Linked DNA regions of Mus musculus: all the other regions are linked to region 5. The links are chromatin loops, found by intact Hi-C in ENCODE. Cell type or tissue: left cerebral cortex. All regions are shown on one strand. Region 1 has its middle 28 kb from the start of 1700016P04Rik. Region 2 has its middle 34 kb from the start of 1700016P04Rik. Region 3 has its middle 68 kb from the start of Bmt2. Region 4 overlaps Gpr85 (G protein-coupled receptor 85). Region 5 has its middle 31 kb from the start of Gm725.

The links. Peaks named below come from ENCODE experiments on the same cell type or tissue, not always from the same donor. Only the 100,000 strongest peaks of a DNase experiment are listed, where the experiment ranks them.
Region 1: it touches region 5 in a loop (2.1-fold over the local background); 2 of 42 quality-filtered maps call a loop at or near these places.
Region 2: it touches region 5 in a loop (3-fold over the local background); 3 of 42 quality-filtered maps call a loop at or near these places.
Region 3: a loop joins it to region 5, with 4 times the contacts of the local background. A loop is called at or near these places in 2 of 42 quality-filtered maps.
Region 4: a loop joins it to region 5, with 4 times the contacts of the local background. A loop is called at or near these places in 4 of 42 quality-filtered maps.

Annotation. Positions count from the first base shown.
Region 1 is chr6:13,382,351-13,387,350 of GRCm38, reverse strand. No RefSeq gene overlaps it. Among named protein-coding and RNA genes, the nearest start is that of 1700016P04Rik, 28 kb to the left of the region's middle. In left cerebral cortex, no CTCF peak of the experiment used is centred here; a DNase peak (open chromatin) is centred at 2,712.
Region 2 is chr6:13,445,027-13,450,026 of GRCm38, reverse strand. No RefSeq gene overlaps it. Among named protein-coding and RNA genes, the nearest start is that of 1700016P04Rik, 34 kb to the right of the region's middle. In left cerebral cortex, no CTCF peak of the experiment used is centred here; DNase peaks (open chromatin) are centred at 666 and 2,233; H3K27ac peaks cover 1,518 bases.
Region 3 is chr6:13,743,685-13,748,684 of GRCm38, reverse strand. No RefSeq gene overlaps it. Among named protein-coding and RNA genes, the nearest start is that of Bmt2, 68 kb to the right of the region's middle. In left cerebral cortex, no CTCF peak of the experiment used is centred here; DNase peaks (open chromatin) are centred at 560, 1,606, 1,917 and 2,463; H3K4me3 peaks cover 435 bases; H3K27ac peaks cover 294 bases.
Region 4 is chr6:13,833,544-13,838,543 of GRCm38, reverse strand. It overlaps Gpr85 (G protein-coupled receptor 85), which reads left to right. Exons shown (of 3, transcript NM_001330667.1): 3 at 1,471-4,092. The coding sequence starts at 1,641. The coding sequence ends at 2,753. Among named protein-coding and RNA genes, the nearest start is that of Gpr85, 3.9 kb to the left of the region's middle. In left cerebral cortex, a CTCF peak has its summit at 2,676; DNase peaks (open chromatin) are centred at 1,944, 2,417, 2,655, 3,696 and 3 more places; H3K4me3 peaks cover 4,517 bases; H3K27ac peaks cover 3,096 bases.
Region 5 is chr6:13,292,126-13,297,125 of GRCm38, reverse strand. No RefSeq gene overlaps it. Among named protein-coding and RNA genes, the nearest start is that of Gm725, 31 kb to the right of the region's middle. In left cerebral cortex, no CTCF peak of the experiment used is centred here; DNase peaks (open chromatin) are centred at 1,392, 1,943, 2,262, 3,160 and 2 more places; H3K27ac peaks cover 1,645 bases.

The sequences.
Region 1 (5,000 bases), 90 kb before region 5:
TTCAGATGGAAGGGTCTTGGGAATTTATGCCTGATCCCTGATTCTGGTCTTGTTCTGTTTCCAGTCCCACTGTGATGTCGAATAGATTTATCTTTCTGCTCCTCTCACCATGAATTAAGTTGACAGTTTATGCTTTCTTAGTTACCATGGACAGAAACTTTCTGAAACTGTGCACCAAAATACACCCTTCATCAACCAAGTTATTTCAGTCAAGGAATTTTTTCACATTGATGTGAAAGTAACTATTCTATCAAGCTATTATACTCCAATTAACTTGTTGTATGCAGCTTTTCTGAGTACTGTGCGTATAGAGGAATTTTTAATTCTGCAACATTGCAAAAGATCACATCAAAATTTTTCTAGGTCTGTGTGATGTGTCTGGGATCCACGCCTTTAATCTCTCTGGCTGGAATACAGACATGCCCTTAGTATACACTTTTAATCCTAAACAGTGAAGGTAAAGTTAATATGTAGAAGGAAACAGACATATTTGAAAGTGACATCTAATTGAAGGCAGACAAAGTGATGAATCAGAGAACAATTTGGCAGAATGAGTCAGAGATAGGATACACCCAACTTGAATGAGAGCAGATAGGAGAGAAAGGCTACTTAAGAGCAGTGCCGGGGGGGGGGTTTGGGGGGGGCAGTTCAGTCTGTGCAGTTGAGTTGAGTTCAGGCCATGCAGTGGAGTTTAGTTGACTTCTAATGAGTTCAATGCATTCCAGTTGATTGCATTTGAATTCAGTTGAGTTCATGCAGTTCTCAGTTCAGTTCAGTTCCTGCAGTCAGTGTAGTCAGTGTACTTAGTGTAGTTGAGTTGATGGAATTGAGAGGCAGTTTTTCTTTGCAGAGCAGTTCAGTCAGAAGTTGAGAGAAGCTAATTTGAATCAGTCAGCTTGAATCATAACAGCTGAGTTGAACCAGCCAGCCAGAGTTCAGAAAGAGCTAGAAAGGGTGAGCTTGTTCAATAGTAAACCTCAAAGACGACAGTTACATCTGGGGAATAAAAGTTACTTTTACGATAGTCTCTGGGCTAAGAGTTATATTGTTTGTCAGGCATGGGAAAGTATTCTGGTTCAGCTCACACTGTGTAAGGCCTGTTACTTGGTTCTTCAGAAATGTTCAGTGTCTGACATTTTGATGTCAGGAAGCAAACTCCATGTGCAGATCAACCTAGAGTTTCTGTATTAAGAAGAGCCATGGGCATCTTATCTAAACATGAACCACAGATTCCTTCATCCTTCCCTGCCCTGGACACCTTACCCAATGTTACAGACCACTGTGCTTCTTTAACCCATAAACATCCCTAACTCCATCCACAGGAAAATGGACTTGAGGCTTATCCTTGGTTTTCCAAGATAGGATCCTCTTCACTAAACTTTCTCTACCCTAAAATTGAAAGACCCACAACGTGAGGACTCCCCCACATTCTGACTCAGGAGAGGCGAAAAACCTCAAATCACTCACGAGTAACGGTCTTGCTGCAAACTGCAAGAGGATTTTTATTCAAGAGCGCTCTCGGGCCCACGGTCATACACCACGCAGGGGTAGAGGACCGTGGCGCCCCGAGTGGCTGGGTCAGGGGATATTTAAAGGAAGAAACCACAACTCAAGGAGATGGGGAGGGCGTTGTTGGAAAATACCAAAAATACCAGTTAAGAGTCACAAGGAAGTGCAAAGTCACAAGAGTCACGAGGAATACCTGGTAATTGTGAGGGTTTTTTCTCAAGAAAGTTTCTAAGAGCCCCTAACAATAGCACATTTGCATAGCTGGTTCAAGCAATGGTCAGGGTGGGTCAGGGTGGGTCAGGGTGACTTTCTTTGAATGAACACTCCTTGAACCCAAGAATCAGGTGGGTGGAGGAATGTCGCTATCTGTTTTATGATTAGCATACCTGGAGCATTGAGTCATAGAGGTCACATTCCCAAGCCTGGGCCTAAAGGCGTAGAATTTTACTTTTACATTATATTTTTTCAAAATCTAGTGTTTAGTGTTTTGTGTTTGCTGAACACTGGGGAATATAACTGATTGGGGAATGGTAGCAGGAGCTTTCTCAGCAACATCTGGGAGCTTATTAGGAAGGCACATTTCCACTCCTCACTCCAGGACTGCTAACAGTAACTGTCTACTGGAGCCTACCCACCTGCACTTTTTCCAGCCCTTCAGCCCACTTATATCGAAGAACCACAGCCCTGAGGGAAGCTCTCAGTCATTAGCATGCAGTCAGCTAGTGGCTTTAATTTTACTAGATAACTGGCATTTATGTATCACCAAGAAGGAGAAAGCATAGCAGAAATAATTCAAGTGAAAAACTGTTTTGCTATTTTTCTCAAAATAAGTGTGTAACAGATAACCAGTAGAAGGTTCATATGTGAGAACAGCCTTCCAATGTTTTAAATAAATACCACCTCAATAGCTCAATGGACATTACAGTCTTCGTTGCCTCTTGAACTCAAATGAAACAATGGAAGCCACAGGAGGAAAAGTACTCAAAATAGGAAACCCAGATGATCTTGAATTTTTTGTAACTTGAGGATACAGGAGGATGATTGTTCCCCAAATACATGCTCAGCAGCCACAAGCCAGGAGTCCAACATTCTACTGGGGAAGACTGGTATTTTTTTTTTCCTCCTGAGGCAAAGAGTGTCTAACCACATTTAAATATGCAAATTCCTTCCACCCTACCATTTCCACCAGGGGAATAACATTTTCAAAATGTCATCAGTTCAACTCAACTGTGAATGAGTCAACCACAGACTTTCATCTGAGGTAAAAGATCCTGGAACAGTGTACAGTAGGGCCCCGGTGTGTTGGGGAGGAAAACAGTAAAAATAAGGAAAGTATTGAGTTAGTCAGCTGTAAAACATGCCACTTCTCCATATAAGACCTCGACTGCTTCAGTCTGATTCTGGCCCAAATTTAGACAAATCTTCTTTAAGTGTCCAAACATCATTGAAGGAAGACCCCAGACTCAGGTGCAAAGACAAGGAGTGTTTACTCTGTAGAAACAACCAGCATGCAAGGGTCTGTGGTTCTTTGTTGCTGCCTCACAGCTTGGGTGTCAGGATGCTGCCTGGGGGGTGGGGAGTGGGGACTGCAGAACACAGAGGCACTAGGCTACATTCCATTTTCTCCACTGGAATGCAGAGCTCACAGGACGCTGATAGTTGTTCAGGGGAGACAAAATGTAGCCTAAGATAGGGGTCCCAGCCCATGTTTCTCCGAGGGCTGGGATGAAGGCTGTACTTCTGGAACTCCTTGGCATCCTGGGGACTTCTTAAGAGTTATGAGTGGGGCAGGGGGCTGCAGGCCTGCATGAGGTGAGCCTGGGGCAGGGAGAATATGGCTTAGCTCAGGGTGAGTGTTGGAGATTTAGGCAAAATGAAGTCTCCCTCCCCATCTCTCCCCTCCACAAACCCACAGTGATCCTTGAAGGAGACAGTCCTTGCTTGTCTAAACTGTTTTTATTCATGGAGAAAAGAGGATGCATACAACTCACTCAGCTTGGATCAGAGATTAAATACCTTTTATAGGAAGGAATGCTGGGAAAGGAAGCTTATTGGCTACATCCTCACGGTCCATCTCGATACCTCATTAACATGGAGAACTCTGGGCTCTATGCTGCATGACTAGTTGTCATGGACCTCTTAGTGAGGTGTCATGGTCACATGCTCCAGGACAGGAATCTGGTCGGGAGCAGATTCAAATGCCAATCATTCTCAGTTATGAGAATTGCCAAGGTTTCTTAATCGGCTGGGCCTTACCAGTGTCTGTCTGGTTCCACTGACCCCACAGGGGTCAACTATTTTTTGAAATGCTGACCCCAGACAAAGACATGCAGACCTTCTTTTAGGGAACTAGAAGAACTCTCTAGGAGGATTACGTAATCTAAAATTTTATTGTTGGATACTGGGGATCACAGGTGGTCATTTGTCTGCATTCCTATGTCATGAATGTTTAACCACAGGATGAGATAGGCCTGTCTAGCACAGAAGACCCATTCTGAGATAAGGTATTTTCCATCTTTGTGATTATCCCCAGGCTGTTTTGGGAGGGAGTTATGATCTTGTTGTGGATTTTATGGTCTGTCCCTAGAGCTGGTGTCTTCTGACCTTGTTTCTGGAGCTGGTGCCTATGGCCTTCTTTTTAAAATCAAGCCTGGTCCTTAAATGAAGACAAATGGGGTCACTGTTGTTGTCCTTTCACTTCTTTCTATTTTTACAGTTCTCAAATTCTCAGCTGTCAGAAGTCTCTTAGGTTTAAGCTTTTAAAAGTGTGTCAAAGACAATACTTTCATGGATTATTTCTATAATTCATAAAAATACCTGACAGTTGGGCATTAGTAGAGCATGCCTTTAATCCTAGTACTCAGGAGTCAGAGGCAGAAGGATCCCTGTAGGGATAATCCCAGGAGGATTACCAGGCCAGTATGGTCTACAGAGCTAGTTATAGAGCAGCCAAGGCTACACAAAGAAACCCTGTCTCAAAAAAGAAAAACAAAAAAAAAAAGAGAGAAAAGAAACAAAAAGAAAACAAAAGTAAAAACTAGGAGACACTTGATAGTCTTCTAGTACTAAGTATGTGAAAAGAAGAAAAATAAACTAAATACAAGTCATTTTGTGGGAGGTCAGCATTTTGACCGATTTCACTAAAATTCACACGATTGTTACTAGTCTAAAGACAATCTAGTGTTCTGAAGTCAGCGATGACATTTTTACTAGCACCCAAACATTAGCGTCTGATGACAGTTTATTTTACTCAAATGAATAGAAAGGTTAATGGTAGACAAAGTAATGGGTATTCACGGCTTTTACTTCTTTTTTTCAACCAATCTGAACTTTGAGGAGGAGGCTCATGCTATTTTTAGTAATTCCACTCACATTGTTTATTTGAGACATTTTATTTTTCACATATGAAGTATTCTGATCAACTGAAAAGAAAGAATTCCTCGTATTGTGTGAAAAAGCCAAGTTGATTGGTTAATTAATAACCTAGAAAG
Region 2 (5,000 bases), 150 kb before region 5:
TGCAAAACTTAGTAGCTAGCAAGCTACAAAAAACAAAGACCACCATAGATCTAAAACTGACACATTTTGTTTCTCATAGAAAGTGAAATTGTCAGCCTATTTGAACAAAGAATGGAGCATGGTAAAAGTAAAAACTGAAAAAAAAATGTTGTGCTTTTAAGAGAATATAGAATTGTAATTTCTAGTGAAAAATCTTGACAAGACACTAAGAATACATTTTTTAAAAGATACTGGGTTAAAATAAACATGGCAACTTCTCTTGGTTTAGTAAATAAAATACCATGGTTAACATTCTTCCATGGTACTGCTATTTAGGTGAAGTGTATCTTAACAATCCCACACTGTACCATTTATGCCTGCATCTACACAGACCCAGTAATTTGTACATACAACATTCATTTCAAAAGAGCAAGGGGAAAATAAACCCAGAGCTTAAAGCAGGAGAGACAGCTGTTGAATTCAGTGAGAATTTTCCATTTGAATAGCAGAAGGAAATCTTCCCTTTGAAGAGTTGACTAAGGAGACATTAAAGATTCCTAACCACCCAACAATAGGCACTTAGGATGCCAAATATTTATGCGCTTTCTCTCTGAAGCCCAGATATTTTATGCAAAATTTTCTTTTGAATTTCAGGCAACATTTCAAAAACATTTTGCTTAAGGAAGAAAAATCACCCATCTGTTCTCAACTGCAGGGGAATGCAGTGTAAAGACTTAGCTGATCCTCCTCCTTCATTATCACTGTGCACTCCCTGTGTGCTGCGGAAGAATTCTCTCTAAAAATTCCACCCAGTTCATTGAATCAGGTGGTGGAGTGTATCCTTTGTGTATCCTTTGTATTTTGTCTTTTCTCACTGGACTACAGCCGCCTGGAGGGTAGGTATAATACCACACATGATTGTAACCTGGTCTTCTATTCTGGGCTGGTGCACATTAGACCATTTTGTTTATTCTGTGCATATAAAAATTGTTCATGTTGAGAAAAAATCATGTACTTCAGGAAATGTTTACATTTTCTTAAAAGAAATATGGATATATGTCTTTTATATTTCAAATTATGTCTTTGATTGTGAGTCAAACCAAGTGTACAAACTTCTCCCTTTGTAGTTCTGGAGCTTGAAAACAATGAAATGATTAACCAAGTTACAATCTGTAGAACCACATAGGTTAGGTATAGAGGAAAAGACTTGGCAGATATACTGGCTGCTTTTGTGTGTCAACTTGACACAGGCTGGAGTTATCACAGAGAAAGGAGCTTCAGTTGGGGAAGTGCCTCCATGAGATCCAGCTGTAAGGCATTTTCTCAATTAGTGATCAAGTGGGGAAAGGCCCCTTGTGGGTGGTAACATCTCTGGGCTGGTAGTCTTGGGTTCTATAAGAAAGCAAGTTGAGCAAGCCAGGGGAAGCAAGCCAGCAAATAACATCCCTCCATGGCCTCTGCATCAGCTCCTGCTTCCTGACCTGCTTGAGTTCCAGTCATGCATCCTTTGGTGATCAACAGCAATGTGGATGTGTAAGCTGAACAAACCCTTTCCTCCCCAACTGCTTCTTGGTCATGATGTTTGTGCAGGAATAGAAACCCTGACTAAGACAGCAGGAGATGGGGGGATAGATTCTATTAGTAAAGGGAAATACAATAGCTATGGATGGATGGGGCAGCTGGAATTGGTAGATCAAGTGAGGAGGAGAAGGGAAGAGAGGGATGAGGGAAGCAATATGAGGAGACACAGCAAAAACTGAGGTCAATTTGAGGGATAAAATAGAAACTACATACAGTAGAAGATTCCTAAAATACATAAACATGAAGATGATCTAAAAGAAATCACCAAATAATGGGGAAGACAGAGCCTCAACTCAAAACCGATGAAAAGATGAAGACTCTACAGATAAGACCGTGGAAATAAATCGTTTCCCATCTACTTAGTTCTCTGAGAAAACCACACTAGGACCAGGTGGTGTCCAGATAATTAACTTACCACAAGAGGACATCCTATATGCCAAACATCCATTTCCCAAAGTACTTCGAGTGAGTTTGTGGCACATGCATTCTGCTGGTCCTCCGTTGGATGTTAGGCTAATATAGGGTTCCTGGAGGCCTAAAGTCTTTACTATTATAAGCATAGGGATTTCTTCTCTATAACACAGCGCTTCAATCTCAGTGTAGGAGGAATGGATTGCAAGATTTGATGTGTTTCTTATCCTTCTAAAATAAGATACTTCCAAGTAAATGATCTTCTAAGTCTGGCAAACCATAAGACTTACTTTACTTAGTGAAGCCACTTATGCTGATGTCTGTAAGACTCCCTTAGTATCCCAGGCATAGGAAATACATCCAAAGTTGTCACCAGGGAGGGAAAGATTCTGAGATGCTGAGATAATGATACATGCAAATTTGACTAGATGGAGTAAAGAAACCATGAGAAGCTACTCCAATGTCATAAGGTCTCTACAACAGGTCAGAGAGTGAGAATGGGAGAAAACAGGTTTCCAAGTTAGGGGATGGCTGTGTGCAGGCTTAGGATGTCATTTCAGGGAAGAACATGACAATACTTTCCAGCCACATGCCTTTCTCCAGGCTCTCAGGTGTCTATGAATATTTATACTAATGTGGTAAGTAATTATTCATATTTCCAGAATGATTACTTTTATAATAAGCTTAATGCATAGATTTACCACATTAGTAATAAACCCCAAGTCACTAGTAATTCATTGGTGTCTCATTGAGGAAAGAAATAAAATAATTCCCTCTTGGTATAATATATCCAAGAGTAAGTCCTGATTTGAATTCTCTACTTCACTTTCCCCCATATCTTTACCTGGCATCAGAGTCTGAATTTGTGCCTATTGAAGACTGTCTTTATGAATCTTTTCCTGTCTCTGTCCTTAACAAATTGTTTTGCTCTATCTTTTAGAACATCACTGCAAAAATACATGGAATAAGAGATATGTTACAGACATTTTAAAGATTTTTATAAGGGATCAAATCACTGATTCCAACTGACCCTAATAACAAAAAGTAGTAAAAACATTTTTTGTTTATCAAACAATACCTGTAGGTTGTGTTCAATATTTTTGGTGACTACATTTTTTAGAAGGTTGTTTTCAGCCTATATTTGCTATTTTCAGCAAATGATTATCATAACATACACACAACACAGGCATTACTCTTGCCTCTGGGGCATAGATGAGTATATAATTAGAGGTCACAACTATGCATCAGCTCAGGTTGTAAAAGTTGATTACAGGGGAAAGCCAACACAAGAAGGATCAGTTGTTACATTGCTCTCAGAAAGGCAGGTTAAACAAGCAGGCTGGGTAGTACACAGTAGGACTGCAGCCTTAAGTAACCCTAGGGTGAATTATTAACTCAACTGTGAGATCCTGCAAAAACCTCAGTCTCTTAGAATGAATTATTTTTTATCATAGTACATTGCATAGCTTAATCTCTCATCTTTTCAGCATGTGTCAAGACATGAGCCATTTAAAGACTGTTGAGGTTTGTAAGCAACAAAGAAATGATTATTAGTCAGGCATATTTTCTAAAAATACAAAGTCTATTTGTAACATTAAAAACATTTTTATGATTATAACCTAATATATGAGCATAAATACTTTGCTGGCAATGGAAAATGCCAATCATTTGTCCTCTTATAAGGCTGAATGCTTTATGTTCACGAGGGACACATTGTTCAGATATATGGAGCAAGATTTTTAGGCCAGAAACTATTAATAAGCTCTGGAAACAGAGATTGGATCATTGTACTTCTAATTCAATAAAACTAGGATAAGGTGGTTGGCTTATTCAAATGGAGCAAAAAGGACCCCATTACCAGACTTATCGCTGAATGATTTTGATAACAGTATTCTTCATTCCAGCAAAGAACATTAACTTTTGTGCTACTGTTTTCAAGCATACTATACAGCGACGCACCCCACCAACCCACACATATTCCTGTCTCTTTGAGATTGAAAAGATCATTGCTGGTCTTTTGTAGTCCTCAGTTCTGGCAATTACAAAATATCGAATTAAGGTCAGGTTTGGTGTTTGAAAGTACTCAATAACTCAAGTTGGAATGTTTCATGTTCTGGTGGCATATGCTTTTCTTTGCATCTCGTGTACATATTTTGTGTGTATTTATATTCATAGAACATTCTTTGTAAGAGTTCTATGGAAATAGAGGGTTGCTTAGATTTGAGGACAAGTTTCAAATAGTATGAAGTCAAAAGGAAGCAGTCACTGTATTAATCTGGTGAGTTCACCAAGATGTACTAAATTATAAATGCTCTGGTTTAGATTTGAGTCTTTTTAGAAAATATCAGTCTTCTTGCGTAAGCTTCTACTCACATCTTCTGAAGCAAAATGACTCCTGGAAGTACATGTCATAAACCACTAATAGAAATTTCTTTTGTTATGGATCCCTGATACCCAAACTCTATCTCCTCCTTCTACCTGTCAGACTCTTGTCTTATTTCATGTTCTTCTTATTGTTCTCAAATTCTAGGTATCTGTATGCCTCAGTGTATCAGATGTACATCTCTTTTCATCTCCTTAGTCATTTCATCTGGGTCCATGACTCTTGATAGCCTTAAATACCTGTGAGTCAAGCCAACATTTCTGTTCCTGACGTTTTCCTGGAAATCTTAGATCAGATCCCTTAACATGCCCATTATTAGCTAAATGGAATATCAGACTTAATTTTACTAAAACAGATATCTTGTTGTCTCTCCAGTCTTTTACAGCTGAGTTAATAGAACTGTATGATATTTTACAAAGGTAAGAAAGTATGTCTATATTTATTGTACCAAATAGCACATGATCATTGTCATACAGAGCATTTTGCAAAAAATATTACTCCTGTGCCAATAAAGTAATAAAGCATTGATTCTTACCTGCAGTAACTTCCATCTCCACCCCCTCACCCTATAAAGTATCTAAAGACCCTCTGTTCTTCCCACTGGGTGCTGATGGCATCTAGCTGGATATCAGGGCTACTGCTATAT
Region 3 (5,000 bases), 450 kb before region 5:
TATTTTCCCCAACCAAAAATTTTTTTTGGATCTTACTGGCTTTCTTTTCAATAAATAAATAAATAAATAAATAAATAAGGTCTTTTATTTTCCCCAACCAAATTTTTTTTGGATCTTACTGGCTTTCTTTTCAATAAATAAATAAATAAATAAAAAAATATGTGAAAACCACCCAGTTACTTATGCCAGATGATTTAGGATTTAAGTGAACAAACTATTGTCCATAAGAAATAGGTGTTACATTTAAAATAAGCCTAGATCTCAATCAGAATCAAAATAGGATGCCTTTATTTTAATAAAAAAAGCAATAAGCTAATGCATGTTAAGTTAGCCTGCCAAGCTCTAGTGTATAAAGGTAGATAACAAAGGCAGTTTACTGCTCAGAACAATAGCACTAGTCTGGAAGAGTATTTGCATTTGAACTCAACGCCCCAGTTCCCATAGAGTTGTTAAGGAGAGTAGCCTGTGGGTGCCCACCCCCAGCTTTGGTGGACACCATCTCTATTTTCCAGCGCTATCAGCGGCTCTGACTGCCTTCCCGAGGGCAACAATGTATCTTCCAAATCTGCACGCGCTCTCTCTCTCTCTAAGCTCCTTGAAAAGATAAGGAACAAAGCACACTCTGTGCGATGGGTGTACCACATACAGAACTGCAGGAGCTCTGCAGAGGATTGTGGGCCTAAAATAAAGCAGCAATTTCTAGGAGAGCTTGGCGGAAGAGTGAGAAGCCCTCCTGGTGACTTCCCAGCGCTGACAGAAAAGAACCTCTTCACCCTCAGGCTGATTAAAAAAAAAAAATGTGTGTAAGCTCTTCTTGTTACTAAAATGCCTCCTCTAAGTCCTCCATTTTTTCTTTCCCAATCCCTCAGTTTCCCAGAACACATTGTAGTTAAGGTCTGGCCATCCTGAGTCCAGATTTGAAATTCAATTGTCTACAAAACAATTTATATAGTAGCAATCAGATTCCCAGGCTATTCCTCTTGGTGCCTCCAAACTCAGTCTCCCTGAAGGCCCTCTTACCCCATAATGTATCTGATTTAGAGAACATTCCATTTCAACTGCATTGCGAATTAAATAACTTTGGCGGGCTAGATGGAGACCATACCACCATTTATGAGGTCTCTGGGGTGAGGAAAATGTGGTTTTATTAATGAATGCATTTAACAAATGTCTTTCTGGACCATGCCTTTTATTAGATTACATTTTTTTTTAATTTAGTAATCCAGTTTCTAGAATGTTATTGGAGGAAGTTTACTTTTGCAACTGTCTGTGAAACATGCCATTATTTTCTATGGCTGCAAAGACAGTATCCGGAGCCAAAAGCCTGGGGAAAAAATAAGCCCAATTTCTAGTGGGGGATTAACATTAAGGGCGAATGTGCCAACATGCTCTGTCCACTTATCATGTATCATCTCCCAAGAGAAGTATGATGTCCAAGAAACAGATTGTCAAAGTAAAAAATAAATAAAAATTTTTAAAAATTAATGACATTTCACAAAACTCCTGCAAAAATAGCAGTGTGTGATGTGCCAGGAAGCCCAGGGAACAATCTCTCGTTGGAAGAGCTGTACCCTTGGGAAGCTTTGCTGAGTATTCTTAGTTTCGTTTCATATTCTGCTCTGTTCCAGGGCCCTTGCTATGCAATAAGATATTTCCATTTGTCATCAAAATGTTCTCTGGGATCTTTTGCTTTCCAGTTTGCTTTTGCTTAATTCCACCCTATTACACACAGCTAAAAAAGAAATTGACTATGTATTTTCATATCTGCATTCCCATTTAGAACATATTGAGCATCTTTATATGTCTTCTGATGACTTATTCTTTGGGGATTTATGCTTTCTTCTGATTGAAGATTATCCAGTTACTTATATTTTCCCATATGGAGAGACAGAAGCAAACTAGCAGAGCTTCGTGTGATCTTTCGGGTTGTGGGAGGGGCCACTGCCATTTCTGTATTCTAACAGATTGCTAACATTTTTTTGCTTATGAAAGTGACAACTTTTTGTACCGTTGCCACCTCTGGCTGTCCTTCATACTTTCTCTGTCTTTAGGATTTTATTATCTCGTGATCTTGGGAAAGGAAATTTCTTGGTTCTGATAGTGATTTCCCCCATCGCTTAATCTTTTTAAACTGTTTCTAATATTCCCACAGTGTGCTTTTAAATTATGAAATTGTGTTATCTTATAGTGCCAAGTTACCGAAGTTCTTGAAGATACTCTTGAATATTACAGAAAAGCTTGTATGAAATGGCTCCTCGTGCTGCACAAATCTAAATAAAAAGTATCTCAGTATAGCTCCCTCTGAAGTTTCTACTTTTACCGATATTATTGTTGTTTAAAAACAATTTTTAGAACACATGGATTAGCACCTAGAACCTACTGCTTTAGTTTAAAGAAACTCTTAGTAAATCCTCATCCTTCCAACTTAGAACTTAATTTACAAGTAGAGAAAACAGTTATGTAAGGTCTAGTGAGCAGTTTGATGACTTGACTGGAAGACTACCTAAGAGAAGGATAACCTGTGACATTTATTTATTTATTATATGGCAAAATTAGTCTGAAAACAACTTTAACAACAACTTGCAGAAAGCTCTGAGCTTTCACAGAGGCATTTTGTTGGTGCACCTGCTGTGTCTCCTTTACTGGTCCCAATTTTTGACAGAGGTGGAGATATATGAAACAAGTTCTGGTCTGCTATTGTTGTGCACGTACCTCAAAGGTCGTTGTATTTCATAGGAAATGAGAAGTCCTAGGGAAGCTACAAACAGATGTCATACATGACATGTTTTGAACTCATCATCTTGGATGCTAGATTCAGAAAGGACTGAAAATACAAAAGTGTAAGGTAGGCAGATATCAGAAGTCTGGTTAGAAATTTATCAAGAACACAGGTAAGAAGTGATTGTGGGTGGAACAAAGATAGAAAGTGGAAGTGTTGAAAAGTGAACAGACCCCTGTCTCAAAAAACAAAAAAAAAAAAAACAAAAAAAAAAACAACAACAAAAAAGTGAACAGAAAATGGAATCTGAATATTTTTTTGATGTCACAGACACAGGAACTTGATCAAAATCCAAGACTGGATCCCAGCAAAAGACAATTTTGCCTCACTGGGTTATTGGAATATACCTGGAGACATTTTGGGTAGCCATAGAAATATTCTATAGGTGTAGTGGATAGTAGCAAGGCCTGCTGCCTAACATCATACATTGCACAGGGCAATCTCTATAAATTATATGTCGTTCTGAGGTTGAAAATCTACATTCATGATGCCCCATGAACATCATCCTGTGAGTTTTCTCCTATAACTTGTAAAAGAAACCACTAGGAGAAATGTGACACTAAGCTGAAACTATTCAGATGACTACAGGAAGGGGAAAATCTAGCAAAACACATCTTGCTAGTAGACACAAGGTCTAAGTTAAGTGGAAGCCTCCTCAAAGAATAATGAATACATCTCAGTATGACTGGCTTTATCTATCAATGAATCCACAAAGAAAGCAGCTAAAGTAAAATCTTTGGGTTAGATGCCAAACGTCTAACCACTAAAACAGCCATTGGAGATCACTTTTTCCTGAAAATTACCTCTGGTCCTCCTGCATATGAGAACAATACAAGAGAGAATGAAGAAAGTGGAAATTCTGTTGTTTGTCATAGCAGGGCAACCATTAGAAAGAACTATTTGCAATATTGTGGAAGTGATTTAGAATGTGTCAAACAAGAACTTCTGTGGTCTCCCTCCCAGAAGACATATCAAACTCTGCATATATGCCAAGCAATTAAAACTAGGAGTTCTACCTAGGTAGGTATCCTTTTGCTTTAGAAGCATTTGGTCTGAGAAAGTGATCATGAAACTTAATTTTGGAAGACAAAACTATTAAGGGTCAAACTAGGATACAAGTAATGGGGCTATTTTTATCAACTATCACATTAAGTAGGCCTAAAACATGGGTCTTCTGTCCTATCTGAATATGCAATGAAAACCATACATTCCAGGCTTGTTATTTATATATTTATTATTGTGCCAATTAGATTTTGTAAGTTTGACACAAACTAGAGTCATGTTGGTAGAATAAATTTCAATTGGGAAATTTTCTTTATCTGATTTGATTTGCTGCCCAGTCTACTAGGACATTTCCTTGATGGATGGTTGATGTGGGAGAGCCTAGTATACAGTGGTGGGGCCACCCCTGCTCAGGTTGTCCTTTATTAAAGCAAACTAAGCAAACCATGGAGAGCAAGACAGTAAACATCATTCCTCTACTTCAGTTCCTGTCTCAAGTCCTTGCCTTGGCTTACCTTCATGATGGACTGCAGGTTATAAGCTGAAATAGACTCTTTTCTCCCTATGTTTGTTTTGATTGTTCTTTTATCACCACAACAGAGAAACAAATCAGAACAAGTATTGGAGTTGCCACCATACTTACAAAGTTTCAAGTGAAATCTAGCAAGTATAAAGCCACGGAAAAGCGTGTGTGTGTGTGTGTGTGTGTGTGTGTGTGTGTGTGTAATGTTTAAAAAAATCTTTTCACTTGTCAATTAACTTTTATCCTGTGCATTATTTTAATGTGTTCACCATTTCTTGGAAGAAGCTATGACATGATATGGTTATCAGTTAAGTTACAAATCTTTTTTAAATTATGGGCTTTCATGATGTTCATGTAACTTAAACTGGACAACAGCTAAAGCCATTTTTAAAAAATCCTTAGAAATATGGTTTAAAGGGACATTTGATCATTTTGTCAAGTTAAATTCTGTTACGAAAATGATACAAAAGTCAAGTGAGAAGTGATGAATGCTCTATTATTCTCATTTATAATTTTGATAATAAACTTAATCCTTTAACATCTTTGGTTTATTTCTTTGTGCATTCTAAATCCCAAGAATTAGCACAATCATATGCAAACTCTAACCTAGATGTTTTTAATTAGGACATAAATTAAGTTTCCTTTGATCATTTAGACTTGCATTTTAGTTTTTATTTCTCATTATAAAAATAAGCA
Region 4 (5,000 bases), 540 kb before region 5:
TCGGTTAAGTTTGGGGGAGGGGGTTGCACCGTGCTGATGAAACTGCAGGTTCATCAGGATACAGCCCTCCCTGAGGGTTTTTTTTTTTTTTTTTTTTTTTTTTTGACAATAAACTGCATAATGGAAGTACATTCAGACAATGCATCTTCTAACGCTTATTGAGAATTCGGTTTCTGGAAACCTTTGCAAAGCTGAGGAATATGAGACTGCGAATCACGGAGAACCCTTCCCTTGCAGCACAGAAGCAATCTCTTCCCATCTTCGAGTATGTAATGCATATCTCTCTCTCTCTCTCTCTCTCTCTCTCTCTCTCTCTCTCTCTCTCTCTCTCTCTCTCTCTCCTTCCCTTCCTCCCTCCCTCTTTCCCTCCCTCCCTTCTTCCCCCTCCCTTCCCCCTCCCCCATCTCTGTTATAAATCCAGGGGTGGTGGATTTCAGGTTTCGTAATGTTGCATGATGCGATCGGTATTTACCCGGGGATGTACCGGTTGGGAAATTAACACCATCGGATGCAGTTCTGCCTGGGCTTCCATCAGCATATTCCAGGCAAGTGAGAAGTGGCAAAGGGAATAACAGAGGAAACTGATTTCCCTGGTGTGGCTCACTGGCACCTAGGAGACAATGTGCATTTTGTTTGAAAATAAAGCCACTTGTGATTTGCAACAGAGATTATCAGTGTAAATGAGAAAGGCTTAATTGCCTCGGAGATACCGTTTCATGCTATATTCATTTGAATATAAGGTTTACAAATGGAAGTGCATTATCCCTCTGGGTGTGTTTCCCTGGCCAGTATTTACATTTACCATTTTTAATAATCATGTAGCTTTAAAAGGGACAGGATTTTCCCAAAAGGGGGGTGGGGGTGGGGTAGGGAAAGAAAGACAAAAGATTAAATCACATTGAATCTCCGGATAGGTTTCTAGTCATTTTGAAGTCTGGTGTTAGAATTATGCTTCAATATTAATCAACAAATACTTTTATGCAGCATGTACAGGGGCACTTGACTCAAAAGCTATACATTTGCAGAGGATCTCTGCATGCATATGAGCTGAGAGGCTTCCTTTAAAATACTGATGGTATTACAGGAGCTCAGATAACTGTGGGGAGCCTGCTATCTGCCTCCTTTCAGCAACCTTGCAGATTCCATTGCAAAGCTGGGGGCTGGCATATTTTACAACTGTGGAACAATTTATTCCCTTCCCTCCTGAAGATGCCCAAATCTGACTGTATGGTGTCTAGAATAAGGACCCCGTTAAGTTTACCTAGTTTAGAGTACTGAAACAGTCAGTAAGTACTCTGACATCTCCAATTGCAGCTGAAGCAAACAGTACTGTTTAACATTGAAACTTTACTTGCTTCCTCATAAAGGAACAGCTTTGGGGCAGCACTGACATCATAACTTACCAACTGAAGAACTGATAGTTCTCTCTCTTTTTCTCTTCTTCTTTTTCTTCTTCTTCCTCTTCTTCAGATGTTCTGATGGCAAATCAAACGGAAGGCAAGAGGAAGCATGGCCACAGATCGGATCTGATCTCTTTGTGGATTACATTTTCAGTAAAATGTATGGATCTATCTTTTCCTTGTTCTTATATCTAGATCATGAGACTTGACTGAGGCTGTTTCCTTATCCTCCATCCATCTATGGCGAACTATAGCCATGCAGCCGACAACATTTTGCAAAATCTCTCGCCTCTAACAGCCTTTCTGAAACTGACTTCCCTGGGTTTCATAATAGGAGTCAGCGTTGTGGGCAACCTTCTGATCTCCATTTTGCTAGTGAAAGATAAGACCTTGCATAGAGCTCCTTACTACTTCCTGCTGGATCTGTGCTGCTCAGACATCCTCAGATCTGCAATTTGTTTTCCATTTGTATTCAACTCTGTCAAAAATGGCTCCACCTGGACTTACGGGACTCTGACTTGCAAAGTGATTGCCTTCCTGGGGGTTTTGTCCTGTTTCCACACTGCCTTCATGCTCTTCTGCATCAGCGTCACCAGATACTTAGCCATCGCCCATCACCGCTTCTATACAAAGAGGCTGACCTTTTGGACGTGTTTGGCTGTGATCTGCATGGTGTGGACTCTGTCCGTGGCCATGGCATTCCCCCCAGTTTTAGATGTAGGCACCTACTCCTTCATTAGGGAGGAGGATCAATGCACCTTCCAACACCGCTCCTTCAGGGCTAACGATTCCCTAGGATTTATGCTGCTCCTTGCTCTCATCCTCCTAGCCACACAGCTTGTCTACCTCAAGCTGATATTTTTTGTCCACGATCGAAGGAAAATGAAGCCAGTCCAGTTTGTAGCAGCAGTGAGTCAGAACTGGACCTTTCATGGCCCTGGAGCTAGCGGCCAGGCAGCTGCCAATTGGCTAGCAGGATTTGGAAGGGGTCCCACACCACCCACCTTGCTGGGCATCAGGCAAAATGCGAATACCACAGGCAGAAGGCGGCTATTGGTCTTGGATGAGTTCAAAATGGAGAAAAGAATCAGCAGAATGTTTTATATAATGACTTTCCTCTTCCTAACCTTGTGGGGTCCCTACCTGGTGGCCTGCTATTGGAGAGTTTTTGCACGAGGGCCTGTAGTACCAGGGGGATTTCTAACAGCCGCTGTCTGGATGAGTTTCGCCCAAGCAGGAATCAATCCCTTTGTCTGCATTTTCTCCAACAGGGAGCTGAGGCGCTGTTTCAGCACAACCCTTCTTTACTGCAGAAAATCCAGGTTACCAAGGGAACCTTACTGTGTTATATGAGGGAGCATCTGTAAATCTTTAGCCTTGTGAAACACTAACCCTCTCTGCTAAGCAATTGTGGCCTGTAGCCATGTCTGGAGAAGAAAACCAAGGATGGGAATCAGCAGTGACAAGGATTTGGGCAACATTCTGCAGTCTTTGCAATAGTTCACCTATAATCCTATTTTAAATCTCGGAGTGATCCTGCTGACTGCTGGCGAAGGTTTGTAATTAAGAAAGGACAGAACCACTGCCCTAAGTTTCTTTCTGTGGGTGAACACTAGATAACGAAAGTAGCAGGTGCTAAGTATCAGTGCTAAATGCTGTGTATATCATTACATATGAAAAAAAACTTCAAAAAACAATTAGCATTGGACATTTTAATAAATTAAGTTGACATGAGGTAAATGTGTTGATAAAAGCTAATTTTAGAAGTTTGAAGACTTTAAAACATTTCATACTATTTTTGTTTTGCAAAGACTACACTACTGGGGGACTTAACAGTACTGTAATTCTTAAAAGATGTGCCATGAATTATTGGGGTACACCACTTTAAACACGCCTTGTAAGTTTGGGGGAGCATTCCAAAGCAGTATATTGGTTCCAATTAGAGTTTACCTTTTTTGTATTAATATATTGCTATTTCTAAATACCACTTTCCTTCCCTACCAGTGAAATTGCTAGCATTGAACTGTATTATGTGTTTTTTGTTGATTCAGTAAAAAAAAAGAAAAAGAAAAAGTTTCCAGTTTGTTTCTATTTTACAAATGCTAGATATCTCTCTGGGAGGCAACATGAATGGAATCAACTGACCAGAGATGAGCAGTTCGAAAAATGCAGAATAAACACGTGTTGCCTTAAAGGGTTATCTAGTATCCTTCATCTTCTTTAGCAGTGGAGCAGTAGTCAAGAGGCAATGAATCAGTAACTGGTCCTGGCTGCTCATCGGGAAGTGCATGGAAGAGCATTGAATACTTGTCTAATGGTTTGGTTTGGAAATTAAGGTGCACACCATTAGTATAATGAGATTTTCTTCTGAGGTGTGCTGCCCATTCTAGTGGGGTCTAAGAAGCAGACAGTTGATATGTGTTTATACTGTATGTCAGCTGTCAGGGGCGCCCACAGCCTTCGTATGACATCTGGCATAACTTGTGAAGCATTTATTGTATGGAAGGCACAGTCTTCTTTATACTTTCTGCACATTCAGTGTATTGGTCCTTTAAATTATTTCAGTTTTAACTTGTGAAAGCTTATAATATGATTTCTGGTATTTTAGAAATACATTAGATTCTGTGAGTCTCATTCTTTAAGATACAGATGTGTGAACTTCAATATAAAGTTGCATTTGCCAAAATTTATCTGTGTAGCCTGTTAATTTTTGTGGAATAAATTTTACATATTTGGCATATAATTTTCTTTAATTTAGCATATAAGCACAAACTAGACAAATTTGCTTTATAATAATTTTATTTTTATAACTACTATATTTTGAAACTGAAAATATATGAATGATAGCAAAAAGCTGACTTAATATTTAAAAGCATTATTAAGCTTTTCAAATCCATTCCTTTATTTATTATTATATGCCATTAGTATTTACAAATGAATATATGTCTAATGGTTTGGTTTGGAATTTTAATATAATTATTGCATTTTAATGTATAGTAGAAATTTTGAGTTCTAAATCTATTGCTTTTAAGAAAGGCTTGTAGGCTCAGTATTACAAAGCCAGAGAAAGTTGCCATTAGTTCTATTGGATTTCCATAGTTTTGTTTGCTTCTGGAGGGATTTTGTTTGTTTGTTTTTCTTTTGTATAGGAAAAATAAGGTTAAGAACCTAGTAAAACAGGATTTCTCACTGATATAGTATTTATATAAACAGAATTTTAATATAAATAGAAAAAAAACAAATAACTGACAATTTCAATGTCTATGCAACTATAAAGTTTTTGCTCAAGCCATTATTAGTGAGCAGTCTAACCTCATTTCTACACCAAAGCTGATTTGATCTGGGACAAAATTGAATACACAGAGGTGAGGCGGATCCAGCAATAAAGGCTCCTTGTTGGTACTAGAACCATTACCAAAAACACAATAAAAACACGGTTACCAAAGCATGATCTGCTAACATATTTCCATCTCAAAATTTGCAGGAGAGACACATGACATTGATTATTTTCATGACGAACTTTGCTTAAAGGTTCAAATATCAATCAGAAATGTCAGCAATGATCTTGAGGCCAGCAAACTTGGGTTTCACCAACCCATA
Region 5 (5,000 bases):
TTAACTGACCTTAATAATTCATATATATATTCATATATATGTACCGAAGAATCATTAGATTTGCATGCAAGACCTGGCATCTGAATCAGGGGTGATCAGAACAATCTCACGGCCTCATTTTAGAGAGATGATGATCTATTTTTGTTTTCTCAGGAACAAACCTACCACCCCCAATGTGATTGAAGAATCTTTCTCCAAATTATGGGTTGACTATAATACCTTGATTCCTTCAATTTTCCTCAGCACCTCCAGGGGAATGGGAAATATTTTTAGAATCACAACAGCCTAACACATTAATTGGATTTCATTAAGCTGGCTGCTGATTGGAACATTATACAGTAAAGGCGAATGTGACTATGCATGTCCTCTGTAGACCTCCAAAACAGAAAGAGGAGGAAGAACACAAAAGGTTTGCTTTTAGGGGCAGTTAATAGAATCATTCAAATTACAGATCCCGACCAAATAAGATCCTCACTGCATAGAAACCTGACAAGAAAGTGGTTTACCAGGCCTTAGTGTCTGAAGGCAGTCTAAAGGAGACAAGGGATATGAATAATCTTATTTTCAAAATACTGGGTATCCCTAGGTGCATATACAGTTTACATTTGGCATTTTTTTAGTCCACAGACAGAAAGGGGCAATGAATCACGATGTATTCGCAATGAAAACAAAATCATTTTTCAAAATCATTTAAAACATACCAGCACTGTATATGGAGACACACATGGATGGAAACTCTGGGTTTGTTTTAAAATGGATGGCAGCAGCTTTTCCAGTCTGTCAGTGGTGACAACAGAGATGCAGCTGGCCATGTTGGCAGGCATAGAGCACCTGCCCCTGGCAGCTACCCTGGCCCATCCAGCCAAGGCTATCACTGCAGTGTGTGGCCACAGCTGAGCTCCAGAGACAGCAGCAAAGCCAGAGGACACGCACCATACAAGGTGCCGTGCCAGAGCCAAAGAGCATTGCCAACCAAGGATCCCATCCAGGGTTCCTGGGTGCTATGCTTGCATTGCTGCCTCCTCTCATGCATATGTTCCTAATGTCTTAGAATAGGACCTTATCTGGAAATAATGTCACTGCAAATATAATTAGTTAAGGAGAAGTCATGCTGAAGTTAAGGGGTTCCTCACTAAGTATGCCTCTATTAAAAGAATACCATAAAAAGAAAAAGACATACTCACTGGGAAAATGTGATGTGTCAATGTGAGTCTCTGCTACTTGCATGGAAGCCAGTGTCCACTAGGAGTGAGGCCTAAAGCAGATATTCCCCCTTAGGACCATCTGAGGCAATGTGGCTTGGGTGATATCTTGATTTCAGACTCTAGCCCCTTGAGCCATGAGACAACAAATATAGGTTGTTCTAAGTACCTAGATTCTGGTGCTTTGCCCTGGCAACCCTAGCAAACTGATGCACTGGACCAAAGAGAAAGCTTAAGTGGGTAGCCTAGGCTTGACTCCAGGCACTAGAATCCAGCTTTGATGGTTCAAAGCCCAGCTGTCAGGCTTTAGTCAGCCTGCCAACTCTTCAGACCTATTTATCCATCCATATATTTATTAGAAACGTGCATAGCAGCTCTTGCTAAGTAAGTTTGCCCAGAGGCAAATGAGATTATGCTAAGGATGTGGTTAGCCTTGTGCCTGGCAAATAGTAAGCATTCAGAATAAATGAATTGTCTACTAAGAGGATGCTGGATAAAATTAGCATAGGGAAGGAAACCATGGATACCCATCCATCCTTTTGCTTATGTGGTTTACCTCCTTCCGACGCTAGGTAAATTGCAATAGAGGTTTTCATCCCAGTGGCTTAAGTTATTCATTTGCATGGCTGAGTCACCAACATTATATCTTCCTTCACTCCCTCCTCTTCCTATCATTGTTTCTCTGGCTTTCAAGTCTCAGCAGCTTTTCTCTCTGTACCTTGCTCGCCCTGAATCTTTATCCATTTGCACCAACCTCCTCATTCCTAAAAAAAAATTTCTTCCTGTCCTTTCCCAATGGCTTAGTCCACCTCCAGCTATAAGTGTTCTTGCTCTCTAGCTGGTCTGCCTGGACCTCCTACTGCATCCCCCCCCTTCCTTTGAAAAGCTCCTATCTCACCGTACCTTCACAAAACAGCCATCTACATCTAAAAACAGTGAATGAAACCTGGAGGCAGGTTTTCCCACTCATACCTAAATATCATCAATTACCTTCTAACCTGAGCCCACCCACAGCTGACGAAAATAAGCCTTTCAAACAGAGAATGAGGCATAATCATCCAACCACTTCTTAAGGCAACACGAGGAGTTCCATTCCCACCCCTGCCAGAATCTGCATGTGCAAAACAGGAGCAAGAGCCTCCGGAGCAATGGTCTGAGCCATCTCCTTGGCCCAGCAAACATATCTATTGTATGCCCCCTGTACAGAAGAAGAGGACCAGGGCCATTCCCCTGCACACCCACAGAAGGAGTGTCACATTGCCCATCCTCCACCATTGGAATCACTATGAGTCAACCCTTTGGAATGTTTCAGAACTTGTTTCAGAAGCGGGGTTGAATAAACAGTATTACACAAGTCTGTGGAGAGCGAAGTTCTCAGTATCCATCAACATGTAGACAATTGTTCGTTTTCTTCACACACACACAAACATAAAAGAGTTACTAGCATTGCACTACATTATCCCCATCCCCTTGTCACCTGTGATTGGCCTAGGAATAGGCACATGACCTAAGGTGGGACAATCCCTAATCCTAACCCTGACCCTGACCCTGACCCTAACTCCTTAACCCTAACCCTAATCCTAACCCTGTTGACATTTAGACACAGCCATTTTCTCCTTGGGATAGCTAAACTAGAAGGTTGTTTTCATAACCAAAGTTATGTTCCTTACCACATTAAGAGGTCTCCCTGTTGGAAAATGAGGAACAACAGAAGGGAGGGACCAGAGACATGCAAAGCCATGGCAACACCACTTAAGCCAAGCTTCAGACTATACTCACCTCTCTGTATATTCCCAACTTCTCTGTTTCAGGGAACTTCTGATTTACAATGTAAGGAGGGTTCTGGCCCTTGCATCCACAAGCTCATTTGCACCTGTGTGGATGTATTGATGGTTAATGGTTCACATCTGTTCTGTGTTACTGCTTGTTTAATATTTTGTTCAGCACCACTGCTCAGCAGCGAAGTCCTGACCCATCAGAGTGGGTGGCTGGCAGTACCAAACAGGCTGTGGGTGGCAGCCTCTGTTCTCTGTGTCCTCTGGTGGCCTCTTCAGTATTGCTGCCTCTCTAACTTCCACCTCAGCAGAGACATTAGAAAGGCTTGAAAACCCATTCCCTCCTCTGAACTGTGAATGAGAGCTGCGGGGCTGAAGCTCTTTATTCATTATCTTCTCAGTCCTCAGATGGAGGCTCTTAAAGTGGTAAGAGCTCAAGAGGCATGTGCCACAAAAGTATAGACAAAAATGCCAAGTTGATATTTGCATGCATATATATGTATGTATGTATGTATGTATGTATGTATGTATATATATATAATTTCAAAGGAGAAAAAGCCACAGGGTAGGACTGATCAGTCTCCCTTGGAAGCTGGCACTGCCAATATGGACCAAGTGGACTTTTAGGGAGACTGAGTTTGAGTAGAGTGTTTCTGAGTAACCCAAATATAAGAAGTTTCAGTTGTGTCTCCCGAAGGTCATATATTGAGTCTACCCACACTGTGATACTACTTGAGTTACCACATTTTGAGAGAAAACTGGGCTAAGTAAGTGATGAGATTAATGCCTTTTAAGCAGAGACATAGGAAAATCTGTTCTGCCCCGAGCCCCATTTCCATGTAAATACATATCGAGAAGGTTGCTGTCTCCAAGGCAAAAAAAGGGTTCTCACCCTGAGCAATGCTTGCACCTTAATTATTGAGTGGCCAAGAACCTGAGACAGTAATAGGGGAAAACCCGCTACTGTTATTCTGCTGAAGGCACACAGCCATCAATGCTTCCTAATGAAGTATTGCTACACCCACGGAGCAGCTCACCACTGAGCCCCCGTCAGAACATCTTCTTCATGCAGTAGACATTATACAGAGAGTGAGAGACACTGGAGCACTCAAGTAAAAATGAAATGTCTTTATCAGCCCACTCCCTCTACCTCTAAGACTCAGGGATCTATCTTAGAAGAGTAGATGGAAAGACTATACAAGCCAGATGTGATGAATGATTTCAAGGAAACTATGTCCTCTAGATACAACAGGATGGACAAACATATGAACTTAAAGGGACTGCCAAAGCATTCACAAGACCCTCACAGAAAAAATTCAAATATAATGTAGGAATAGTGGACACAAAGTCTTATTCGTAATCAAGGTTCCTATTGCTATGAACAGACAACATGACCAAGACAACTCTTATAAATGGAAACATTACTTTTTTTTTGAGAGAACCACTTAATGTTTATAATTTTCACCAAAGTACAGTATTTCACTATTCAGTAGTTTCATAAAGTGTAAGAGTTGGATTTCTTTACATTACTGATTGTATTTTAGGCATTCTCAGGTAACTTGAGTAAGTCAAAGTATCAAGGTGGGTAAGCTTAATAACACAGTAGCCTAAACTACTGGTTCTAAAGGAAAACACTTAATTGGGGCTGGCATACAGTTTCAGAGGTTTAGTCCATTGTCATCATGATGGGAAATATGGCAGGGTACAGGCTGAGATGTTGCTGGGGATGGTACCTAGAGTTCCACATCTAAATCTGTAGATAGCAAGGAGAAAATGTGTACCAAACTGGGCATAACTTGACCTATGACCTTATATCACCCTCAAAGCCCACCTCCACAGTGATAGTGTACCTCCCTATAGCCAAGCATTCAAACATGATTCTATGGGGACCATATCTATTCAAACCACCACAATGCCTTTTAGGAAAGGGAAAACCAGTTTTCTCCAATGGAGTGTCTTCACTGGGTATATCGACCATACTCCAGTGCAAGTTCTATGTCCAGGAGCAGTTGCCCAACACAAA